Regions from separate parts of the Homo sapiens genome. Here all the other regions are linked to region 1. The links are chromatin loops, found by intact Hi-C in ENCODE. Cell type or tissue: B cell. All regions are shown on one strand. Region 1 overlaps BLNK (B cell linker). Region 2 overlaps CC2D2B (coiled-coil and C2 domain containing 2B). Region 3 overlaps DNTT (DNA nucleotidylexotransferase).

Region 1 (8,000 bases):
TCAGTTCACTCCTCTGACCTCTTTCAGGATTATCGAGGAGGTTAAGTAGACCCCCAGGGGAAAGCACTAAACTGTAAATTAGAAGATCTCTGGGAGTATGTGCATCTTGAGTGCAGCTGAATGCTCAGTGCTTAGCATAGTTCTGGTGCATGGCAGGTGCTCAAAAGATCAACTGTGGCAACCCAGTAAGCCCAGCTGGCCTTCACTTTACTTTCATTCAGTGAAGCAAGGAGCAGTGCCTGGTACACTGTAAGGAGGGGGTTAATGGCAGTGAGATATTACATGTAGAGCCGGTCCATACAAATGCTGGCATCGCCATGACCATCACAGACATACTTGCTCTCTGAACCTTTGGGGAACTTAGTCACCTGCCAAGACTGGAACAAAGATGGGCATTAAAATGCATACTTGGGGCCAGGCGCAGTGGCTTATGCCTGTAATCCCAGCACTTTGGGAGGCCGAGGCGGTTGTATCACTTGAGGTCAGGAGTTTGAGACCAGCCTGGCCAACATGAGGAAATCCTGTCTCTACTAAAAATACAAAAGTTAGCCAGGCGTGGTGGTGGGTGCCTGTGGACCCAGCTACTCGGGAGGCTGAGGCAGGAGGCTGGACCCAGGAGGCAGAGGTTGCAGTGAAGCGAGTTCATGCCACTGCACTCCAGCCTGGGTGACAGAGTGAGACTCTGTCGCAAAAAAACAAAACAAAACAAAAAAAAAAACAGACCCAAGCTGTGTCCATTTAACCCATGAGGCTTATTCCAGGCTTGGGGCTCCTGAGCACCTGTATCCCCTGGTAAAACCGCATAGTCTGGACTAGGCATGGGAGGAAGGTGAGGCAGACACTGGGATCCTCGAAGGTCATTGTTTTGTACAGACTTCTTAAGAGAAATCCCAGAACCTTGAGCACACGAAGCCCTAAAAGTGGGACTAATCTCAGGGTTGCTTTCCCTTGGAGTGTTGGGAGGGAGCACAACCATCAGGGTATGCTGGGTTTGTTGTTTGTTTGTTTGTTTGTTTGTTTGTTTATGCCTGCTTTCAATGTTCCCAATCTAGGAAAGACGCCTCTTCCCCTGGAATGGGAAAGCCCTACAGCTTGGGATCCTTTACCTCGGAGCCCAGATCCCCTGCTTGGAGGTGGCGGGAGCGGGCGGCTGGCAGAGGCCCTCAAGCAGCAGCCAGGTTTGTCCCCACCCCGCAATCTTGGACACCCCCACCTCCCCATGGGCCTGGAAGGCCGAGTGCCCAGGTCTGCGGGGGACCTCACCTATATACTCGCCTCTGGCGAAGGGCAGGGCTGGGTGAACCGGCCTGGTTTCCTGCTCTACTGGAGGCGGCTCGTAGCTGTCATCAGCGTTCTCCTCGGCGGGCATCACGTACATCTCTGAGTCCGAGTGCTCATCTGGATTTTCATAGTCGCTGTCCTGCAAGTGCAGATGCAGACACTGTGCTCAGCATCCCCGTCTGTGCTGCCTGGCCGTCAGGACCATTCCTGCCTTGGGAGGCCAGAGCAGTGACAGGAGACAAGGCTTGGAGAGGTTGACTTCAAAAGGCTAGGCAGCCGATAAGAGGCAAAGCTGGGGTTTGAAGCAGGCCTTTCTGCCTCCAAAGTTTATCGTCTCCACCACTGCACTGTCCTTGGGGGACACAGGAACTACTTAACGCTAATGGGAGCTGACACTCTGTAGATCCACAACAAATAACAAGAGGAGATAATAAAACATATTTTTAAAAGATAGGAAAATGGCCCAATAAAATAGAATAACCAATGGGTTTTATCTATTATGAATGCTGATCACTGAAGAGAAAATAGGTTTAATACGAAGAGGGTGAGGAGACACACAGGGCCAGCTAGATATCTTTCAGATGAGATTTTTTAAAAATTTCAAGCAGAATTGGTAAGCTGCAGGGTCAAGGCTTCAAATGGACTCAGGGTTTGCTCTCTTTTTTTTCTTTTTTTTTTTTTCCTGTTTTTGAGATGGAGTCTCACTCTGTTGCCCAGACTGGAGTGCAGTGGCGCAATCTCAGCTCACTGCAGCCTCTGCCTCCTGGGTTCCAGCGATTCTCCTGCCCTAGTCTCCCAAGTAGCTGGGATTACAGGCATGCACCACCGTGCCTGGCTAATTTTTTTTTGAAACCGAGTCTTGCTTTGTCGCCCAGGCTAGAGTGCAGTGGCAGGATCTCAGCTCACTGCAACCTCTACTTCCTGGGTTCAAGTTATTCTCCTGTCTCAGTCTCTGGAGTAGCTGGGATTACAAATTGCACCACCACGCCCAGCTAATTTTTGTATTTTTAGTAAAGCTGGGGTTTCACCATGTTGGCCAGGCTGGTCTCAAACTCCTGACCTCAGGTGATCTGCCAGCCTCGGCCTCCCAAAGCGCTGAGATTACAGGCATGAGCCACTGCGCCTGGCCTGTTTTTTTAAAATCCACATTTCATTTAAGTCCACACTGAAAATACATTGTCACGGTCTGAAGTCCAAATGGCTTAGAAGGATATAAAGTGCAGTCTCCTTCTCAGCCTCTCTGCTTCTCACCGCAGAGGCAGAAAGAGTCACTAGGTTTCTTGTGCATGTTTTTCAGAGGTAGTTTATGTATATACCGTTTGTACATATATTCATGTGGAGGAAATATTTGACTCAGGACATAAGAGGTCCTCTGGCCTCTGTGTCCACCGCCCTCACACTCTGCCTATCACATTGCATGATCTGTACATGACTTTCCACTTGCTCTTTGGCCTGTCGCCTTTCATAAGCAATTTTATATAGCAGGATTTTTTTTCCTGTTGGTCTTTAAAAAAAAAGAATTGTAGGGGTACATAGTAGGTATATATATATATGGGGTATATGAGATATTTTGAAACAGGCATACAACGTGTAGTAATAACATCTGGGTAAATGGGGTATCCATCACTCAAGCATTCATTTTTTGTGTGTGTTATAAACATTCCAATTATATTCTTTTAGTTATTTTTAAATGCACAATAAATTATTGTTGACTGTAGTTACCCTGTTGTCAAACACTAGGTCTTATTCATCCTAACTATATTTTTGCACCCATTAACTGTCCCTGTTTCCCTCCCCCCACCTGCTGCCCCCTCGACCACCCTTCCCAGCCTCTGGTAAACATCATTCTACTGTCCGTCTTTATGAGTTCAAGTGTTTTAATTTTTAGCTCCTACAAATGAATGAGAACATATAGCAGGATTTTTGTTTAAAATCAAGAAATTCTGGAGGCTTTATTAACAAGCCTGGATTTCATTCTGCGTGCAGTGGGGATCCATCTACTGAAGTCAAAAGAGCTGTGAGTGAATGCTTACTCAGTCTTTAGTACAGCTGGTATCTTCATTTTGGTTGTCTGATTTTGGGGCAAGTAATTCCTTCCTCTCCAGGCTGATTTTATTTTGTGCTTTCTAAGTTCCCTTGTGTGCTCTTTTTCATCCAGCCAGCTTGCTCAGTTTTCTTCTCTTACCTCTGCATGTGGACCAAGCAATTTCTTTGCTTTACATGTGGCTGTGTGTGTGTGTGTGTGTGTGTGTGTGTGTGTTCGTGTGTGCACGCGCGTGCGCAGCCAGCAGGGGGCGCAGCTGCAGTGCATCTCAGGGAGCTGCGGCTGCTGGGCCCCAGGAGGAGCTCCATGACCAAGAGATGGGCAGAAAAGTCACCCCTTCCCCTCATTTTTCTTTTCTTTTTCTGCAGTTGAAGAAGGAGGAACTCCTGTCTTCTGAGACTCTGTATAAACTCCAGGTAGTGTGCACAGCCCAGGGCTGGGCACAGGACTGGAGGTCTGAGTCCTGGGTTCTCATTCCACTGAACTGGGTGATTTTCATTCTCTTGGCCTCAGTTTTCTTATCTGTGAAATGGGTATGTGGTTGTATGGAAGGCTTCTTGGATCCCTTCCAGATCTAAAACTCACAGGTTGGAGCAGGCTAACATTCTGGATGAATTTGATATAAGTGAGGAATAATTATTGTGAAGAAAAGTTTTTAGGATGTCAGGCCTTGCACATTTCAGAGCTACCTCAAAGAGATAATTCTGATACAACATCCCCAGTGTCATCATGGCCAGGTCCCTCTCTCTGTGGCTCCGGAGCTCTGCTAATGTTCTCTTGATCACAGCAAGCACCTTGGTGGCAAAGAGCCTGGTCCTGAGATCTGAGGGCCTGGGTCTGAATTGTGGAACTGCAAGTGACTGAAACTTTCTAGACCTTGGTCCTGGAGGCCCCCTGATGTGCCAGACACTTATTCTTTAGTTGTTGGTTCGTTTAGGGCTCCTGGGCAGGGGTCAGGCAGTGATGGGCACTGGGGAGTTTAGGGCAGAGGCATTTGCTAACTGATATGGAAACATTTAAACATTTTTACACCTGTTTTGGATGTGCTGGTGAGTACTCTGAACACCAGCACTGAAGTTGGGCATAAGAACACCTACCTCAAAGGTTTAAATGAGGTTATGTGTGGAAAGCTCTTAGCCAGGCGCACACTGAGTGCCAGTCAAGTCAGCTGGTATGCAGTATGCCTTGCCTGTAGGTGACCTTTCCAAGTCTTCCCTCTTGGGACGTGCGGCTGACCACCAGCATGTAATTCAGAAATAAGATCTTCAAAAGGCCTCCCATGGGACCCTGATGCCCTCCTGGTCCCAGGAGCAAATACTTACAAAGTCATCGGACCACTGCTCCTCTTCGTCAGCAGGGCTCTCTGCAACAGCAGGGGAGAAGCAGAAGGCACAAGTGTGAGCCTCAGCTGGCCAGCCCCAGCCCATCCACACACATTTCGCACCTGCCTTCCCTTCCCTTTGGGCTTTCTGGTGCCATATACTTGACCTTGGGTTAGTTACTACAATCATATGTTCACTTGCTTTTGACTTTTTAAAAAATATTAATTCTCAAAGCATAGAGAGAAGTCCCACTGGGCAGAGCAATGTGCGTCTGATCCATGTGTGGGCTTTGTTAAGGGACATTTCTGGGTCCCCCAGTAGAGACCTACAATTCATACTATGTGGCTTCTAAGGACTTCAGAGGATGGCGTAGTAGGAACAGCACAGGACAGGGAATCAGACAGACCTAAGTTCTTATCCAGGCTCTGTTCCGAATGCGTTGGAGTGTGGGCAAGACCTCTAACATCTCTGAGCCTCGGTTTCCAGATCTATACAATGAGGGGATCATTTCTGTGATCATCTCTGGCTCTAACTTTGACTTTTCTTGTTAAAAAAAAATTATCCAATGTCTTAGTATGTGCCAGGCAATATTATCAGAGCTTTGCCGTCTTTTAGCCCTCTCAAAGACGCTGTGAGGGGCTGGGCGTTGGGGCTTATGCCTGTAATCCCAGCACTGTAGTCCCAGCACTTTGAGAGGCCAAGGCAGGAGGGTTGCTTGAGCCCAGGAGTTCAAGACCAGTCTGGACAACATGGCAAGGCCCCATCTCTACAAAAAATAAAATAATTAGCTGGGTGTGGTGGTCCATATCTGTAGTTCCAGCTACTTAGCAGGCTGAGATGGGAGGATTGCTTGAGCCCAGGGGGTCGAGGCTGCAGTGAGCTGTGATTGTGCCATTGCACTCTAGCTGGGATGACAGAGTAAGACCCTGTCTCAAAAAAAAAAAAAAAAAAAAAAATCACCTAAACCTTGTGAGGAAACTGAGGCCTAGAGCAGATAAGTCACATGCCCAAGGTCAGATAGTGTAATAAATGGCAGAGCCAGGAGTTGAACCCTACAGGTTGCCTTCCACGGGCATGCGCTGAGCCCCCACATGGTGCTGCCTCGCTCCAGGGGCAGGAGGTGCCGTCCTGGGCTCTGCATGGGCATAGAAAAATGGATATGACAGGTTGTGGCCCTTAAGTAGTTTATGAGCTTGTAGAATAAAATAAGTCTGAATTATGACAGCCCAGGCGAATATTTGACCCCTTTCCCTCCAAAACACATTTAGAGTATGAGAAACTTAGCATCTAGCCTATCACATAAACTGACCTTAGAGGTTAAATGGGATTCACTCTGCTGTGTAGGAATCAAGCAGACACAGGCCCATGTGGCAGAGTGGCTCCATGACAGCACCACAGAGGGTCCCAGCTCCCTCCTGCCCCGCTGAGCAGCCACTGCCACAGAGGATCCAGTGGATGTTCCTAAATTTCCCAGAACCTCAACAGAACCTTTTCTAGTTTTATTTTTATGTTTTTGCTATTCCCCGCTGAGTAGCCACTGCCACAGAGGACCCAGTGGATGTTCCTAAATTTCCCAGAACCTCAACAGAACATTTTCTAGTTTTATTTTTATGTTTTTGCTATTTCTACCCCTGCCACAGCAGACCACCGGACTCCAGAGAGTCAAACATTTGGGGTCTCCAGAGGCACCAGCAAGGAATTGCAGAGGTGAAATGGGGTCAGGAAGGATACTGTGGGATCGGAGTGGCCACATTTTAAGCAATGGCGGCAGCAGCACCCTCTTTTGGGAAAAACATGATAGGTGCTAAGAAAGAGCCTCACTCTACAAGCCAAACATGGGTCACACTTTGACGTGAACAGAAAAGAATTCTTACATTATTCTTTGGGTTGACTAATGCTGAATTAGAGTGTACTGCAATCACTGGGGTTGGCCAAGAAACTCTAGAAGATTGGGTGAATAAATCCTCTTCCCAATATGATTACCTGGCACAATGGGGGAGTATGTTTCTTTTTCTTTTCTAGTCTTTTTTTTTTTTTTTGAGACAGAGTCTCACTGTGTTGCCCAGGTGGGAGTGCAGTGGCACAATCATGGCTTACTGCAGCCTCAACCTCCTTGGTGCAAGCGATCCTGCTACCTCAGCCTCCTGAGTAACTGGCACGTGCCACCATGCCCAGCTAACTTTTGTATTTTTTGTAGAGATGGGGTTTTGCCATGTTGCCCAGGCTGGTCTTGAACTCCTGGGTTCAAATGACTCACCTGCCTCTGCCTTCAAAAGTGCTGGGATTACAGGCATAAGCCACTGCATCTGGTCAATGTGTTTCTAATACCTTAAGTCTGGGGATCACTGAAGATCAACACTTAAGATGGCAAGAGTTTTTGTAACAACCATTTAAATAGAAACCCTTATAAAATGCCTTTATGAAACCCACTTCCCTGCCTGGATAACTGCATTTGCTCCACCCTTTCTCAGTGAGTGGGGGCCTATTTTATGATCAGTCACTGGTGAAAGTAGTGCATTAGCCATCTAACTAGTGTCCCTGTCTCCATTATCTTTCTTCTCCAATCCATCCATCCTACCGTTTGTAGTTATTTTATTAAAATAAAGTTTGGATTATGCTGTTCCTTTCCTTAAGAGTCATCAGTGACTCCCTATGGAATCAAGTAGAGGTTCTGTGGCAACACATTCCAATGCCTCTGCCTTCTGTCCCACCACCGACTTCTTGCGGCAGGCTCCCACGCTCACTAACAGTAACACCAGACAGCTTCCTCCTCCCGTTGTGCACTTTGCTGATTCTCTGCTCTGCTCGTGCCGTTCCTGCAGCCCATCTTCTTTCTTCCATGGAAATCCCTATCACTCCTCCTCCACAAAGTCTACCACAGTCTCTTGTCATAATCAATCACTTCTTTTTCTGGGCCCTCTTGGAAGCTGGTGGCACCGTGATGTCACATGTACTTCGTTCTGTCCTGTGCTGTGATTAAGTTGTTCATGTCTCTCTGTACTGAAAATAAGGCCTATCTAATTTATCTTTGCATCTGGACAGAATTTTGCATTTGTAATTAATGTATTAATAAATGTGTGAACTAATAAATGACTCAAACAAAGGAACATTAGGATAGCAACAATAGATTCCATTTACTGAACACTTCCTATGTGCTGGGTGCCAGGCTAAGTGTTATAAAAGTGTATTCTTATAACAGCACTATGTGGTAGGTGTTATTTTTATCTCTATTTTACAGTGGAGAAACTTGGTTTTGAAAGAGGTTGTAAAACCTGCCTGAGGCTACTTGGCTAGTGAGTTTGGGAGCTGGGTTGGAAGCCAGGCTGTGTTGGCTCCTGCAGCTGAAATCTCAT
Region 2 (8,000 bases), 210 kb before region 1:
AAACTTTTAGTAATAAATTATTTGTTGTTTATCTGAAATTCAAATCTAACTGGGCATCCTATAACTTCTTTTCAAGTCTGGCAACCCTAAGTAGAGTATTTAGAGTATTTCTTCCATTTCAGCTTAAATCATGTTTGTGTCATAAACCATGAGTGTATGACTGATTCAGTTTTACAAGAAAAGAATTATTTTCTCTCACCTAACACACAGTCTTTGGAGTAAAACAAACAAACAACCTTGGTTCAAAATCCTAGTTCAAAGACTTAGTAGATGTGCGACCTAAGATAAGTTAACTTCTTTGGACCTCAATTTCCTTATCTATGTCATACAGGAGTTTTAAAAAGACTAAATGTAGTAACATGCAAAGCATCTGGACCTCAGGAAAACTTAGTTCCCTACTGTCATCCTCTCCCTACTCCTCTTATAAAATCCAGAACCTCCTTGACCTGACAATGAAGACTATTGTTATTCTGCCCTTAGCTCACCTGTTCACACTGTTCTTTCAGAAGGGCCTCCTTAACTATCCTCCCTAACCCCCATCCTTCACCATCAGGTTCAGCCAATGCACACTGATAGGGCCATATCAGTTGTTAAAACATTGCAATGCTTCCATAATGATTGGTAAATAGTCATTGCCATGAGCTCTATAGCTCCCCACCCCTTATCCCCACCTCCCTGGCCCCCACAGCCCCTTCTCAGGGACTGTATTGAACTGGAGAGTGCATGCCACATCATTTTTTTTTTAAATGGAGTCTCGCTCTGTCGCCAGGCTGGAGTGCAGTGGCACGATCTCGACTCACTGCAACCTCTAACTCCCTAGTTCAAGCAATTCTCCTGCCTCAGCCTCCTGAGTAGCTGGAATTACAGGCACGCACCACCAGGCCCAGCTAATTTTTTTTTTTTTTTTTTTTGTATTTTAGCAGAGATGGGGTTTCACCATGTTGGCCAGGATGGTCTCAATCTCCTGACCTCGTGATCTGGCCGCCTCAGCCTCCCAAAGTGCTGGGATTACAAGCATGAGCCACCGCGCCTGGCCATACACCTCATTTAAATGGTGTAGCCACTAGTCAGCAACAGATTGTTGCCATCTGAGCATTTGGACCCAAGTCTTTGCTAGAGTTTGTTTTTGTTTTTTTTTTCAACAAAATCCAGAAATCCAGAGTTTTCTAAGAAAATGTTCTCTCTTTTTTTGACATTCTGGGAGCCAAACAAAACACACCTGTAGACTAGAACTAAGTCATAGACCACCAGTTGGCTACTTCTGCTATACTTTTTCTCCCCTGCTATATTGCTGTGCTTTACTGGGCACTCTCTATTTGATCTGTTACACCCTGCTCAGCTGTTCAGCTCTTTGAGTTGAAGACGTTTCAGTCACTTTTCCTGATTAACATCCAACTCAGATTTCTTCCTTTCTTTGAGTTGACAGTACTATATTGGTACAGGACAGAATGTAGCTCCACAGCCCAAAGGATCACTTCCTACAAACACTATATGATTCCCTATCAGATAAGGTTCCTCGAAATACCAGTCCATATGTCCCTGCTTGCCCAGGGCACTTTAATATTTGTCCTAAACAAAAACATCCCATTTTGGGTATAAATTGTCTGGTCACTCTATACAATATCTACATTAAGTGTTCTATAATAAAGGTGGCCCCAATGCTCCAAGTCAATGTTCTCTTCCTCTAATGCCCTAGCAAAGCTGGAGCTGTCTGCTCTGCTGTCAACTTAGCAACTTGGTAAAAATAAATGTGTTTGGAACTGGAGTGAGTACAGGTGCTCCGCATCAGTTGGATGCTTGCGTTACTCAACTTTCCCGCACTTTTCTTTTTTTGTTCCTATTGCTTTTGTTTTGTCTTAGCACTGCATCAGTTTAGCTATCGGAAATAAGGAGGAGCATGCCATCCTTCTCTGTAATTTCTTTCTGTATTTTGGAAAGAAGGCACTGGTCCTCTTGGGAACGTCAGTGTTAGAAGTAAGTGCTGGAGTTCATATTGAAATAATGTAAGCAAAAGGAAATCAGATTTCAGCTGCAAGTTTAGAAGACTTCAAACCCAGGTTTCCATCTCTTCACAAACTAATTTGGAATTTCATGGGCAAGCAATGATTAGTTAAGAGGATAATGTTGGTTCATCAAAATTTTTACAATGTAAAGACTGATTTCCTTTTGCTTTTCTCCCCTGTAAAAGAGTACTAAAAATAGTGCTACATCATAGGGTTACTGGGAATATTAAATTACTTAGTACATATTAAGTGACTGAGAGCAGCACCTGGACTCAATAAAGGTGGTGGTGATGGTGGTGGTAATGTAGTAATAGTTATAGTGTAGTTGTGGCAGCTGTTATCCATCGTTACCACCATGATCATCATATGGTTTTTGTTTTTATTTTTGTTTTTTGAGATGGAGTTTCGCTCTTGCTGCCCAGGCTGGAGGGCAATAGCGTGATCTCGCCTCACTACAACCTCTGCCTCCCGCGTTCTAGTGATTTTTCTGCCTCAACCTCCCGAGTAGCTGGGATTACAGGCACCCACCACGCCCGGCTAATTTTTTGTATTTTTAGTAGAGATGGGGTTTCATCATGTTGGCCAGGCTGGTCTTGACTCCTGACCTCAGGTGATCCACCCGCCTTGGTCTCCCAAAGTGCTGGGATTACAGGCATGAGCCACTGTGCCCAGCCCATCATATGTTTCTAATAAGTGTATTTTAAGATCTGTAAAAAAAACACTTCTCCTCATGCTCCATTGCTGAGGTTTTAATCTTATAAGAAGTGAGCCAGGAATTAATGTTTCCCTATCTGAAATGTTTACAGCTTAATTTATATGCTTCTTCTACATTTGTACCACCAGAAAGCTATCATTTCTGAACTGTTTCTAGCCCTACCATGAGTATCTTGCTAAGTGTCAGTATTTACAGTCTTGCCTTATGGTTTTTGTCATGATGATTTATTTCCCTGTATCCTCTCGGCATTGTTTATTATTTCATTGCCAAGCTTGTTAACTATTAATAGAAGTTCATTCCCTCTATATGATCTCCTGCCGTAGTTGTAAGTGCCACTAGATGGCAGTAAACAGTCAACAATATTTTGGCAACTATTAGCGTTAGTACCTGTGGACCAACACTGCAGGAGGTAGCCCTGCACAGTTTCACCTCAGCCATGGGGTTAAGGTAAAGCCTCCTCTTTACTATAAAGATGATGAGCACAGTGACCAAGAGCAAGGGCTGTGAAGTCGAGGAGAGCAGGCTGCACAGCGTAGTTTTAATAATATGGGTTTGGGGGACAGTCAGACACAGGTTTAAAATGCAGCAATTGCTGAGCATGGTGGCTCATGCCTATGATCCCAGCACTTTGGGAGGCTGAGGAGGGAGGATTGCTTGAGCTCAGGAGTTCAAGATCAGCCTGGATAACACAGGGAGACCCCACCTCTATAAATAAATAAATAAATAAATAAATAAGCCAGGCATACTGACACATACCTGTGGTCCCACATACTTAGACTGAGGAGGGAAGATCGCTTGAGCCTGGGAGGTCGAGGCTGCAGTGAGCTATAATGGCACCACTGCACTCCAACCTGGGCAACAGAGCAAGACCCTGTCACACACACAGACAAAAAACCCAGCAATGCCACTAACTGTATGATCTCAGCCTTGTTTACTTCTCTGAGCCTCAGTTACCTCCTCATGAGACAGGAGTAATGCCACTCACAGGCTCTTTTGACAAGGCTCTTAACCTCTGATTCTTTATATGAAAGATGGGCATAATAACCCTTCCTCCCAGAATTTGGAGTGAATGAAAGTGACAAAGTTAGTGTTAATTCTTAGCATAATATCTGATGCACATAAATACTCAATAAATTAAATAGTCTCATTATTATTATTACCTAAAAATTTTTATTCTTTGGTAGGATAGGCTTACACTACAAAAAGTCTTATCTTTCAGAGCAAAATAATAACAACATAATAACTACTTTTTATTCCTCAGACTGGTTTCCTGCATACTTCCCTTTAGCTTCTAATTGCAAATCTTGTTCCCAAATTTAATTTAATGGCTTTTTAACTTTACTTGGTTTTGTCAGAGCCTTAAGCCAGTTTCCATTTCCTATCTCTGCCTGGTGTTCACCCTCAGTCTCCAAATATATTCTAACCAAAGCAGGGATAGTCCATATAGCATCTTGTATGAATTAGACAAAAGTGCCCTACCTCAAAACACTGCAGTACTATCTGTTGGGAAACCCTTGTAATGCACTGATTTGTTAAAACAGCAGCTGTGTTGCCATCGGGGCACACTCTGCAGGACCATACATGACAGCACTGGCTCACAAGTTGTTTCATCTGAATCCTCATGCTAACCTGGGGCTGAGGATTTCTGGAGCTTTGGTTTGTTTTTTCTTTTTCTTTCTTTTTTTTTTTTTTATTTCAAAGAAAATGTAAAAGCCCTCAAAAAGGCTTTTATTTATTTTTGTTGTTTGTTTGTTATTGAGACAGGATCTCACTCTGTCACCCAAGCTATAGGGCAGTGGCATTATCACAGCTTATTGCAGTCTCAACTCCTCAGGCTCAAGCGATCCTCCCACCTTAGCCTCCCAAGTAGCTGGGACTACAGGTGTGTGTGCCGCTGTGCCCAGCAAATTAAAAAAAAAATTTTTTGTGATAGATACAGGGTTTCCTTATGTTGCCCAGGCTGGTCTCAAACTCCTGGGCTCAAGTGATCCTCCCACCTCAGCCTCCCAAAGAGCCGGGATTACAGGTATAAGCCACCACACTCCACTAAAAAAGGCTTTAAAAATTAGAATCATCACAGTATAATTTCCATATATAGAAATTATTTAAATCCACCAAAAATTACTTTCTTTTTTCTCATACAGGGGCATGTGGCTTATGTAGTAACTCAAGAAACTAATGAATATTTGCTTTGGAATCCATCAACTGGCCAATGTTATAAGCAGTTTGACCCGTTTTGTCCCTTAAAAAGTGTAGATTGTTTGTTTGATGATAGAAATGTAAGTATATGGGGAAAAAAAATCTTGAGTTATCTCCTCTAGAGTCACCCTGGCTACACACTAGAATCACCTGGGGAACTTTAAATATAGATAGTCTATCAGATTCCCTAGGGCATGGGGCCGGGGCAATCTTTTATCACTAAAGCTCCTCCAGGTGATTGTGTAGTGCCTTCAAGGATGAGAACCGTTGAGGTAGTCTAATGATCATGAAACCCTAGAATCTCTTTATCTCCTGCCTCAGAACCCCGCTGGGATTCTGCCACTTCATTGAGTAGTAAGACTGTAAAATTTTGCTCCTTCCTTACCAACAATGGGCCTTGTGTTCCTATGGACCTACACTAATGTTATATTAATGTTTTCATAGGTCTGGTTTAATATTCAACAAAATAATACACCAATGGCTGTATTTTTTGACTATTCAAAGGAAAGTTTCTGGAAGCAGTTGCTTCCAAAAAACGTTCAAGGAACAAAAATACAAAGCATACAGGTAAATCATATTTTCCCAGGGGTGTCTGTATGAGAGTTACCATTGCTTCTAATCTTTACTAATTGTGACAGCTCTTATTATGTTTTATAGTTGGTTGGTTACTGAAATATTTGGCAATATTAATTTAAAAACTAGTTTTCTCTGCCATCCAGCTCACAGGCTCTTTCCCCTACTTGCAGAAAAAATAAATTGAGAAGAAAGTGACATCTTAAATGCAAATTTAGATGCTAAAATAGAATTTAAAATTTTTTCACCATAAAACATAACATATAATGTTCAAGATGTGTAGTAAGTTCTAACTCTGACCTAGCCCTCCTGCGCCATATCTATGGTAAGGATCAAGTAGAAAAATTGACAAAAAGCTTTCTGGACTCCCAACCATGATAGTTGTCTCACGGAATAGAAACAGGACAGAAACACTAGCAGTGAGTAGGCTGGAGCAGGGATGGCAGCAAGATCTGAAAATGCTTCATGAAAGCCAGAGAACCAGAGCAAGCATCACTTTTTAAAGACAGGGACTGTGGTGGGGCTACTTTACTTCCCTGTTTTTGAAAGGAGATGGGAAGGAAAGCTATAGACTCACTGTCTGGGGCTCAGGGTACAGGAGACCAAGAAGTAACTCAATCACTACATGGGTTGGCTAATGGATCTGTGATGTACTCAGTATTACTTTGGGAAGGCACTAGAAATACCATGTCAACAGCTGTTTCTGGATTGAGGGCCAAGCTGTGCAGGGTGTCAGCAATTGCACAGTCCACAAATGAGGAGACAGGAGCCCAGAGGGAGGGAGGGAGAGAGAGAGAAAGGATAAGAGAGAGCAAAAGAACAATAGAAAAATTAGGCAAAAGACAATTCATAGAAGCAGTAACTTACATGCTAAACCTCACTCATAATCAAGTAAATACAATTTAAAACAATAAAACAATTGCTGGACATGGTGGCTTATGCCTGTAATCCCAACACTTGGGGCGGTCAAGCCATGAGGATCACTTGAGGCCAGGAGTTCGAGACCAGCCTGGGCAGCAGAGCAAGACCCTGTCTCTAAAAATAAAAACAAAAGAACTACCCGGGCATGGTGATGATGCGCAAGTGTAGTCCCAGCTACTCAGGACGCTTAGGTGAGAGGACTGTTTGAGCCCAGGAGGTTGAGGTTACAGTGAGCTATGATCGCACCACTGCACTCCAGCCTAGGAGCCTACTGCAAGACCTTTTCTCTAAGATAAATAAACAACTAAAACAATAAAATTATTTCACATGCATAAAATTGGCAAAAAAAAATGTGTGATCATACTGAGTGTTGTCAAAGAGGCAGAGAAGTGGTGGAAGCACACATTTCTGTAAATGCTTTGGAAAACAATATGTTGATAATACCTGGTAAAGGTGAAGATGCTCAACCTTTGATGTGCCAATTCAAACTTCTCAGTATATACCCCAGAGGAACATTCACGGGGAGACAAGTACAACAACATTCATTAGAGAATTGCTTGAAATAACAAAAATTTGAAACAGTTCATCAACTAGAAATCAGTACATGAGTTGTGAAGTACTTATACAATGAAATCTTCTGTACAGCAGTAAAAGATGAATGAACTGAGCCAATTTACAGTTGTTCCCAATTTGACTGTCAGTGCATTACATCACAATCTCTGAGGGTGGAACCCACATGCCAGGAGCTTTGAAGGTTCCCCAGTTGATGCCAATGTGCAGCCGAGGTTGAGAATCACTGGCCAAGAGTCATGCATATCTACATGAAAGAATATAAAAAATGTAATGCTGAGCAAAATAAAAAGACATGAAATGACACATACAGTACAAAACCATTTATGTGGAGTTTGAAAGCTGTATATGGTTTATGTATACATAGATATGTGGTGATGTAGAAAAGCATTCATGGGAATGATAAATACCAAATTCAGATTAGAGGTTACTTTTGGGGAGAGAAAAAAAAGGAATGAGATCAAGGAGCAGTATACAGAGTACTTCAAGTCTGTCTGTAGTATCTTACTTATTTTTTAAAAGTCTAAAACAAATATGGAAGAATGCAAAGATCAGATGTAGCTAGGTGGTAGGTATGCTAGGTGGATGTTCATTACATTATTCTCTATGTTTGCCTGTATAGATTCAAGGCAATTCACACTATCAAAAAGAATGCATGGTGGCTGTGGGGGAAGAAATCAAAGAGGGCCCAAGTGTATAAAGTGATGGATTTCTGGCTGGGTGCGGTGGCTCACGCCTGTAATCCCAGCACTTTGGGAGGCTGAGGCAGGTGGATCACTTGAGGTCTGGAGTTTGAGACCAGCCTGGCCAACATGATGAAATCCCGTCTCTACTGAAAATACAAAAAAATTTAGCTGAATGTGGTGGTGCACACCTGTAATCCCAGTTACTCAGGAGGCTGAGGCAGGAGAATCACTTGAGCCCAGAGTGGCAGAGGTTGCAGTGAGCTGAAATTGCACCACTGCACTCCAGTCTGGGCAACAGAATGAGACTCTGTCAAAGAAAAAAAAAAGTGATGG
Region 3 (8,000 bases), 110 kb after region 1:
CTGCAATGTCGAAGCGTTCAGGGGCAGCCGAATATGGGTGCTCAGGCAGGCTTCCCTCAGTATTGCCTTTATTCTCAGGCAGGTTTCCCCATAAGTCCCACTCTTCCAGCTACTTCAACAGAGAAGAGCCTGTTTCCTAATAGTTCCCCCAAGAATCCTACCTGATGCTCATTGGCCAGGCCTGGGTCATGTGCCTATCCCTGAACCCATTACTGTGGCTCTGATTGGCCAGACTTGGGTCATGTGCTGCTTCTTGGAATTGGGAGCAGCTGCACCTAACCCTCCTGGACTGAGAGTCAAGAGGAGTGGTTTCCCATAGAAAAATCCAGGTGCTGCTCACAGAAGAGGGGGCTGTGGATGCTGGCAGGAAAGCCTCGGATGCTAAGCATGTGGGTGAAGGCAGATTCACATAGTACAATGAAGGAACACTTACAAATTAATACATTCTAAATAGTTCAATGTAAGCAAGTACCTTCTATGTGCCTAGCACCGTGCTATGTACAAGAAGGGATGGAGGAGAAGAGCTGCTTGGTCTTAAAGAGATCACAGAGTGGGATCCTGCTGGGGTTAGAGGCAAGCATGGAAAGCTAAGGAAAACCCAACACATACAAGTATCCTATAATTACCAGCAGTACAAAATTATAACTGCATGTTAGAATTACCCAGTGCGTTCAGATAGATTGATTATAAGATCTCTCCTGAGCTTCTGATTTCACTGGACTGGGGTATGGCTCAAGCTTCAATGTTTATTTTTTAAACTCCATCAGGTTGTTCTAATAAACAGCTGTGGTTCAGAACTACAGCCCGTAGGAAAAATATCCAAATGGCTTTTGCTGAATATGTTAAAGCTGTTATGATTTTACTTTAATTCATTTAGTACCATGTTTTGGAAAGTCAGTTAAAATGACTTTTTATACTCAGAAGCAGGGAATTATGTTTGGGCTGTAATTCATTCTGACAAGGCAATTTTATAAGTAACACTTTCACTGTGTCCACACCATGGTGCTTATGAAAAATATCTGAATGCACATATTTCTTGTTATGTTTTCAGAGGATATTCCTCAAAGCAGAAAGTGAAGAAGAAATTTTTGCGCATCTGGGATTGGATTATATTGAACCGTGGGAAAGAAATGCCTAGGAAAGTGTTGTCAACATTTTTTTCCTATTCTTTTCAAGTTAAATAAATTATGCTTCATATTAGTAAAAGATGCCATAGGAGAGTTTGGGGTTATTTAGGTCTTATTGAAATGCAGATTGCTACTAGAAATAAATAACTTTGGAAACATGGGAAGGTGCCACTGGTAATGGGTAAGGTTCTAATAGGCCATGTTTATGACTGTTGCATAGAATTCACAATGCATTTTTCAAGAGAAATGATGTTGTCACTGGTGGCTCATTCAGGGAAGCTCATCAAAGCCCACTTTGTTCGCAGTGTAGCTGAAATACTGTCTATCTCTAATAAAAACAGGAGGAAACAAGATGATGGAATCTGTTTTTCTTCACTCAAATATTATAAACTATTTTAAAACACAAGTGTAACCAAGTGGAAGAATAAAGAGCTTACAGTTTGTCTTAAGGGGACAAACAGGTTTAATTAGAAGATGCAGAGATTCCAGAGGGGATTTGGGTCCGTTCTGGAGCTTGTGGAGGAGGGGTGCTGCCTCTGGACTGGCTCAGCTCGGCTCAGTGCCTGCTCCTTCCCGGCCATCATACAGCTGGTTCCCTAAGCATCCCAGCACAGGACCACATAAAGGATGTATTCTCCCTGCCATCGTGCTGAAGGAAAGACAATGTCCTAAACCATCAAAGAAATATCTCCCTCTTTTTTCCATCTTGGAGCTTCTGTCTACACCTTATGGCTCAGTCTCTCTCAGGAAGTCAGTCTCTCTTGGCTTCTTATCTGAGGGCACCCAAGGGAAGGGAGGGAGCCCTGGCTGAGGGAAATTTTGGAACTCCCAGGCTCCAGACCCATTCTTTCCTCCTGCCTCCTCCAGGAGGCATAGACCCTTTGCCTTGAAGGGAGTTAACAGGTCATCTGTTCCAGCTGCTTCCGTGTCTTCAGCCTGCTAAAGAGCTGGGAGGCCCATGACGACCGTTTTCCCTTCCTTCCAGTCCCTCTGGGAAGAGGATATTGGGAGATACAATACCTTTTGGCTATTGTGACTAATGCTGCTGTGAACATTGGCCTACAAGTATCTGTTTGAGTCCCTGCTTTCAATCCTTTTGGTAGGGACCTAGTAATAAAATTGCTAGATTCAATGGCTATTCTATACTATGTTTAACTCTTTGTGGAACCACTGTACTGTTTTCCATAACAACTGCACCGTATTACATTCTTAACCAACAGTGCGCAAGCGTTCCAATTTCTCCACATCCTCAACACTTGTTATCTTCTGCATTATCTGTTTTATAATAGCTGTCTTAATGGGTGTGAAGTGGCGGGTGAAAACTTTTGCCCATCCTGGAACCCAAAGACAGTCCAGGCTGAAACTAACACACTGAAAGGGCCTCAGATGGTGTGTGTGCCTGTCACATCTTGAGTTGATGGCTAAAAAAAGCTGGGGACAACAAGAGGGTGGACAGCAGCCACCCCCACTGGCCTCAAATCCCAAAATCCACAAAGTATTCTAGTCTTTTCTGCTGCCCAGTGTTTCCCAGTTATGACATTCAAGATTATTCTAGGTAGTAAGTAGATGAATATTTTCATACTGATATAATCAATAAATATTTATTGGGTGCTTACCATGTCAGTCATTTTTCTAGGCACAGGGCATAGAAAAGATAACAAAACTGTCAAAAATCTCTGCCTGTATGATTATAAGCATAAAGCTTATGTTCTAGAAAGGTGTTTATTTGTGTTCGAAAGGTGTTAAGAAAATGGTTCCTTATTGATGGTAGTGATATAAAGCTTCCTTTTTGGAATAGGTTTATTTATATAAGAAAAGCGACTCAAGGTCAGGGAAATCATTTAGGAAATATTACCAGTGAAATGGGGGAGTGGCAAGAATGAGGAGAGAGGGACGCAGGTGGCTGACATTTGGGAAATGTGCAGGTGGCCTTGTCGCCTTCACTGAGCAACTCCCCAGCCCTGTTCTCTGGAGGTCCCCACCACACAATAGCCCCAGGAGGTCCATGCCAGAGGAGTTTCCCCATCAGAGAACCTCACAGATTCTAAATGCTACTTTCCTTATTTGAAAAGGCCTGTTGGAGATTCCACAAATGCCATGTCTTTTTTTTCTTTTTTGCTGTAAGCCAGAATTTTTATCAGTTCTGGACATGTTTTTTTTTTTTTTTTTTTTTTTTTTTTGCCGTAGGCCAGAATTTTTTTCAATTATTGTGGTGACTAGTTACCAGAACTCAGCCTTCGCCTGTGCCTCCTACTTTGGCAGCAGAGCGCCCTCTGATGGCTGACAGAAGAATCCTTGGAGGCAAGCACAGTATGATATAGCAGATCAAGTAGGAAGCAGATTATCTGTTAAAAACATTGGAACTATATGTAAGAAGCCATGGATCACCGATGCTCTATTTGTTCACTTTTTTCCCAGCCTTTTAAATCTGTGTTTTATTTGGGGTAGTTTTTATTGCTGTATCTTCAAGTTTACTAATCTTTTCTTCTGCAATGTCTAGTTTCATTAAACCTCTCCAGTATTTTATCTCACACATTATAGTTTTCATCTTTAGATGTATGATTTAGTTTTTAAAAACTATCTTCCATGCTTCTATTTAACATATTCAATTTTTCCTCTAGCTTATTAAATACATGGAATATAGTGTAACTGTTTCAATGTCCTTGTCTACTAATGATATCATCTGTGTCAATTTTGAGTCAGTTTCTATTAACTGAGTATTCTCCTCATTATGGGTCACATTTTCCTCCCTCTTTGCAAGCTTGGTAATTTTATATTGGATTCTAGACATTGTGAACATTGTGAATTTTTTCCTGGATATTTTTGTATTCCTGTTAATATTCTTAAACTTTGTTCCAGGATGTGGTTAATTTACTTGGAAACAGTTTGATGTGTCCTCATCTTGCTTTTGAGCTTTGTTAGGCAGGACTCATCTTACTTTTGAGCTTTGTTAGGCAGCACTAACGTAGTCTAATCCAGGGTTAATATTCTTCCCCACTACTGAGGCAATACTTTTCTCAGTGTTCTGCCTGATGCCTGGTGAATTATGGTGTTTTCTACTCTGGCTGTTTGGGAACAGGCACGGTTTGTGGCCTCCCACTGAGAGGCCTGGCCCATTAGAGCTTAGGGTATTGTTCCCTCTAATCCCTTTGTGTGGTTCTTTCTCCAGCCTTGGGTAGTTTTCTCACATGCATATGCTGATCAATGGAATAATCAAGAGGTCTCCTCTGTCTCTGTGCAACTCTTTCTCCAGTACTCTGCCCTGCAAATTCTATTCACCTTGGCCTCCATGGACTTCCAGCTCTATCTCACTAACAGCATGTGCAAAAGCCATGTGGTGCAAGGACCATGGTGTCAGAGAAAAGGCCCACGTGGCAGGAGGGCCATGGCATAAAATGAGCAGAGAGAAAGCTCTTGCAGCTGGAGGTTCCCACGTGTCTGAGTTGCAGAGAGAAAGCCTATGTTTGTGGACAGACCATGGCATCTGAAGGGCAGAGAGGAGGCCTAAGTGGTTGGGGAATAGAAACTAGAAGAGGTGGGACACAAGACTAGGCTTTCCCCAGCTCTCAAAACAAAGACCCATATCCTTACCTTGGCTTTCATAAGTGGGTAATCCCTGGCCAGGTGAGTCAACAGTAATCAGTGTTTGACTCTTCATGACAAAATCAGTCACATTTATGGTAGAATTTTGTCAACATGGTTTGTTCTCGCTCACAATCAAATCTTTCAAATCATTTTAGCCTGGAAATGAAAGTCTATGATAAACTGATTCTCTTTCATTATAAATCAGATTTTAAGCCCCAGGTTACACTCACCCTGTCCTCCAGAGGCCCCCTTCAGTTTTAGAAATAGTTCTACAGCCTATTGGACAAACTCGGCCAACTTCCAAAATGTTCCCCAGTCTCACCTGTCCAGTTTTAGTATTTTTCACCCCTTAACTTATTGGAGTTCAGGTAGCCTCTCTATAGGATGGAGGAGAGAGGTTTTTTTCTGAGTTTTACTTGGAGGTACAGCACTTTAATGTATGCCCTGACATAACCAGACATTTCAGCCATTTGGAATTCTCAGAGGATTGAAGTGCTATGCCCATTTCTCCTTCTCCTCTAACTTCAGGTAAAGGAAAAAGAAGAGTATAGATTCTTATCTTATTTGAGCCCAAGAGAGATAGTTTTATGTCTTTGAGCTTAGAGGCAAAGCACCTGTATAAAAGCTTTCCTGATATTATTTCCTTGGATGGAGATTCACATTCAATTGGGTAGAGAAACGTTTCCACAAACACCCAGTTTAGCATTTTCATTATGCCCCCAACATTGTCTTAGGACCTGGCAGATTGTCTGACATTGGAAGGAAGCCAGTGCACATTTGTTAAATCAATTCACGCATTAAGCAATAATTCTCATCAAGATGGTGGGAGGGCAAAGGTTATATGACTTCACAATCTTTCAAAAATTAGTTATCACTTTTTGGTCTTCAATTAACATCGCAATGTTGCAGGGAAAAACGCCTTAAGCAAAACTAATAATTGTTATTTCTTGGCAAAATAAAGAAGAAGTGAGTATCTGTCTCCACCAGCAAAGTCAGGAACTGAGAAGAATCATAGAGGGTATAGAAGGCTGTGCTGATGGGAGTGAGGAACAGGCAGGCAGAAGGAGTGCTTTGCAGGGTTTGGGGAAAATCAAAGTAGAATGTTTGGACTGGATGGATGTAACTTTATAGATAAACCAATTCAAACACCAGATGATACAGGAGGAAATGAGACCCACACACATCGTGCAACCTGACTAAGGTCACTTAACTTACCAGCAGCCCTGGGTTAGGGAAGCAGAGCTTCTGACTTTGGGTCTCATCATTTTGCTTACCACACAGAGCTGCCCTCCATGAAAGACTGAATGTCTTCTAGCCTGGCAGAGAAAGTGCCAATATCGGGAATATCCCTGGGATAATCTTGGTTCCAGGGACAGAGCCAATGTTCTCTAATATAGGCAAAGAAAAGCCACAAACATTTTGTAGGTTCATAAGAATGGCCATTTTACTTTTCACTTCATTCCAACATAAGTTCTTGTGTATCATAGCAGAAGTAAATGACAGAAATGCTGAACCTTTCTAGTTTAATAGAAACAATGTTTAAATATTCTAAGCCGTGGATTATAAGTAGAATTAAAATAAGTGATCCAAAACACAAGTCATCCCTCACTTTATAGCTACATGGCTTAGTCACATGCATATTTCAATCCAGCCTTACAACCACCCCATGGGCTAAAAGGATGGAGGATGAGAACTGCTGTCTCCACTTTACAAGTACAGAACTGAGGCTCTGGATGATCAACAATCGGCCCAAGGGCTGACACCTATAAGTATCAAAGCCAAGGCCACGGCTGAGTTCTCAGTAAATCCAAGGTCCTTCATGACATGTAGGAGAAGTACAAGCACCAGGATGACTGGGAATGTCTGTTTAAAAATGGCTAAATCTGCTTGTTTAAGGTAATTAGATCCAGAGGACTTGGCACAAAACTGAGTTTCAAAAGGGGCTTTGAAGAGCAGGTATTGACATGTGGCAGAGATTGGGTTCATAGAACATGTTCTTGGTTATTCAGGGAAGAGGGGCATGTTTCTGAGTAATCAGAAGCCCTGTGTGAGAAAGGAATATTTTCTAGGATATCTGTGTGGCTCATGGAGCTGCTGGATGAACTTAAGATGCCCTGGACCCAGGCCTTCCCACTGGGAGGCCTGGCCTGCTAGAGGGCAATGGCTATACATGGGGGAACCAGGCTGCCTGGAAGCCTCCTCATGGGAGTGAAAGTGAAAGCCTGTCCCAAGCTGGCTGAATGGCAGGCACGTTGCTCCTTGGCCCATTCCTGTGGTCCTGTCTCCATCCCCTTGGGTCCTCTTGATTTTTCTTTCTGCCAAACAGCTTTCCCCTAGATATCCAAGGACTTGGTTCTTTTCTCCAAGTAGACTTGGTTCTACTCCACAGAGTAGATACAGCCCTCATTTCTAATAATCTTTTGGAAAAACTCTTGCCTTCCCCGCGGCCCCCCATCTTTACTTTCAACACACACACAGTCCGTCGCAGAACTGCCCTCCTTAAATACTCTCTGATTACAGACACAAGTAGGAGCAATGAATGATGTGTCTCCTAGGCCAGGTGTGTGGTAGGGTAGCTGACACATGTTAGAAGGAAGTCTGCCCAAAGACACAGAGGAAATGAAACTCATATTGAAGGCAAAAGAAGAGTACAGAAGAAAAAAAAAAAAGGCTGGGGATGGATTGGAAAATGGGAAGAGGAGTTACTGGGATAAGAGAAAGCTGGAGGGTGGCCTCTCCTGGAGTAATCCACCCAAAATAAGGCAACCTGGTTATAGTTTGCCCAATAGGCTCAATGGGCCAACACCACTTGAAGTAGCCTCTCCTTTTCCATTTGGCCTCCTTGGAGACAGTCCTCAGCAAGCTGAAGCGGCAATGCTATGCGTGGGCTTAAGGGCTCTTGTTTAATCTGAAGCCTTTAAAAAATAAAATAAAAGAAGTTGTAACTTTAACAACTATCCCTAAAGCACAAAAGTTAAAGTTATTTGAGGAACTGCCATCAGAGGTATCATAATGTCTTACTTTAAAAATTAAGCAAAATGTTTCATTGTAAAGACAAAGTGTTGTTTTAATATGAAACATGAATTTCCATCAACATTAACATCTTTAAGGTTAAATGTAACACCACCAGTCTCTGTATTTGGAATTCGGAACTTGTAAGAAACTGCCTTTTCCTGATTCATATGAGGACACGATCACACCTAGATTGGAAGATTCACATACTACCAGCAACACCTAGAATCATCTTTAGATAACAATTTGGATCATAGGCCATGGAGAAAGTTTGTC

The links. A loop is a pair of places that touch in the nucleus more often than their neighbours do. Peaks named below come from ENCODE experiments on the same cell type or tissue, not always from the same donor. Only the 100,000 strongest peaks of a DNase experiment are listed, where the experiment ranks them.
Region 2: a loop joins it to region 1, with 7 times the contacts of the local background. A loop is called at or near these places in 16 of 110 quality-filtered maps.
Region 3: a loop joins it to region 1, with 12 times the contacts of the local background. A loop is called at or near these places in 14 of 110 quality-filtered maps.

Annotation. Positions count from the first base shown.
Region 1 is chr10:96,226,147-96,234,146 of GRCh38, forward strand. BLNK (B cell linker) reads right to left here. Exons shown (of 17, transcript NM_013314.4): 4 at 4,648-4,688; 5 at 1,264-1,420. It overlaps LOC124902487 (a long non-coding RNA gene), which reads right to left. Exons shown (of 3, transcript XR_007062255.1): 2 at 6,239-8,000; 3 at 5,588-6,135. Among named protein-coding and RNA genes, the nearest start is that of BLNK, 41 kb to the right of the region's middle. RefSeq lists an enhancer at 3,770-3,829. In B cell, a CTCF peak has its summit at 3,602 (motif pointing right); DNase peaks (open chromatin) are centred at 3,575 and 4,505; H3K27ac peaks cover 4,330 bases.
Region 2 is chr10:96,014,341-96,022,340 of GRCh38, forward strand. CC2D2B (coiled-coil and C2 domain containing 2B) reads left to right here. Exons shown (of 35, transcript NM_001349008.3): 30 at 1,861-1,974; 31 at 4,863-4,997; 32 at 5,362-5,484. The region is part of intron 2 of ENTPD1-AS1 (ENTPD1 antisense RNA 1); the gene reads right to left. Among named protein-coding and RNA genes, the nearest start is that of CCNJ, 25 kb to the right of the region's middle. In B cell, CTCF peaks have their summits at 3,026 (motif pointing right) and 3,226; a DNase peak (open chromatin) is centred at 3,081.
Region 3 is chr10:96,337,087-96,345,086 of GRCh38, forward strand. DNTT (DNA nucleotidylexotransferase) reads left to right here. Exons shown (of 11, transcript NM_004088.4): 11 at 1,052-1,478. The coding sequence ends at 1,138. It overlaps OPALIN (oligodendrocytic myelin paranodal and inner loop protein), which reads right to left. Exons shown (of 6, transcript NM_033207.5): 6 at 6,135-8,000. Among named protein-coding and RNA genes, the nearest start is that of OPALIN, 18 kb to the right of the region's middle. RefSeq lists an enhancer at 7,786-8,000. In B cell, CTCF peaks have their summits at 3,388 (motif pointing left) and 3,589; DNase peaks (open chromatin) are centred at 3,405 and 7,285.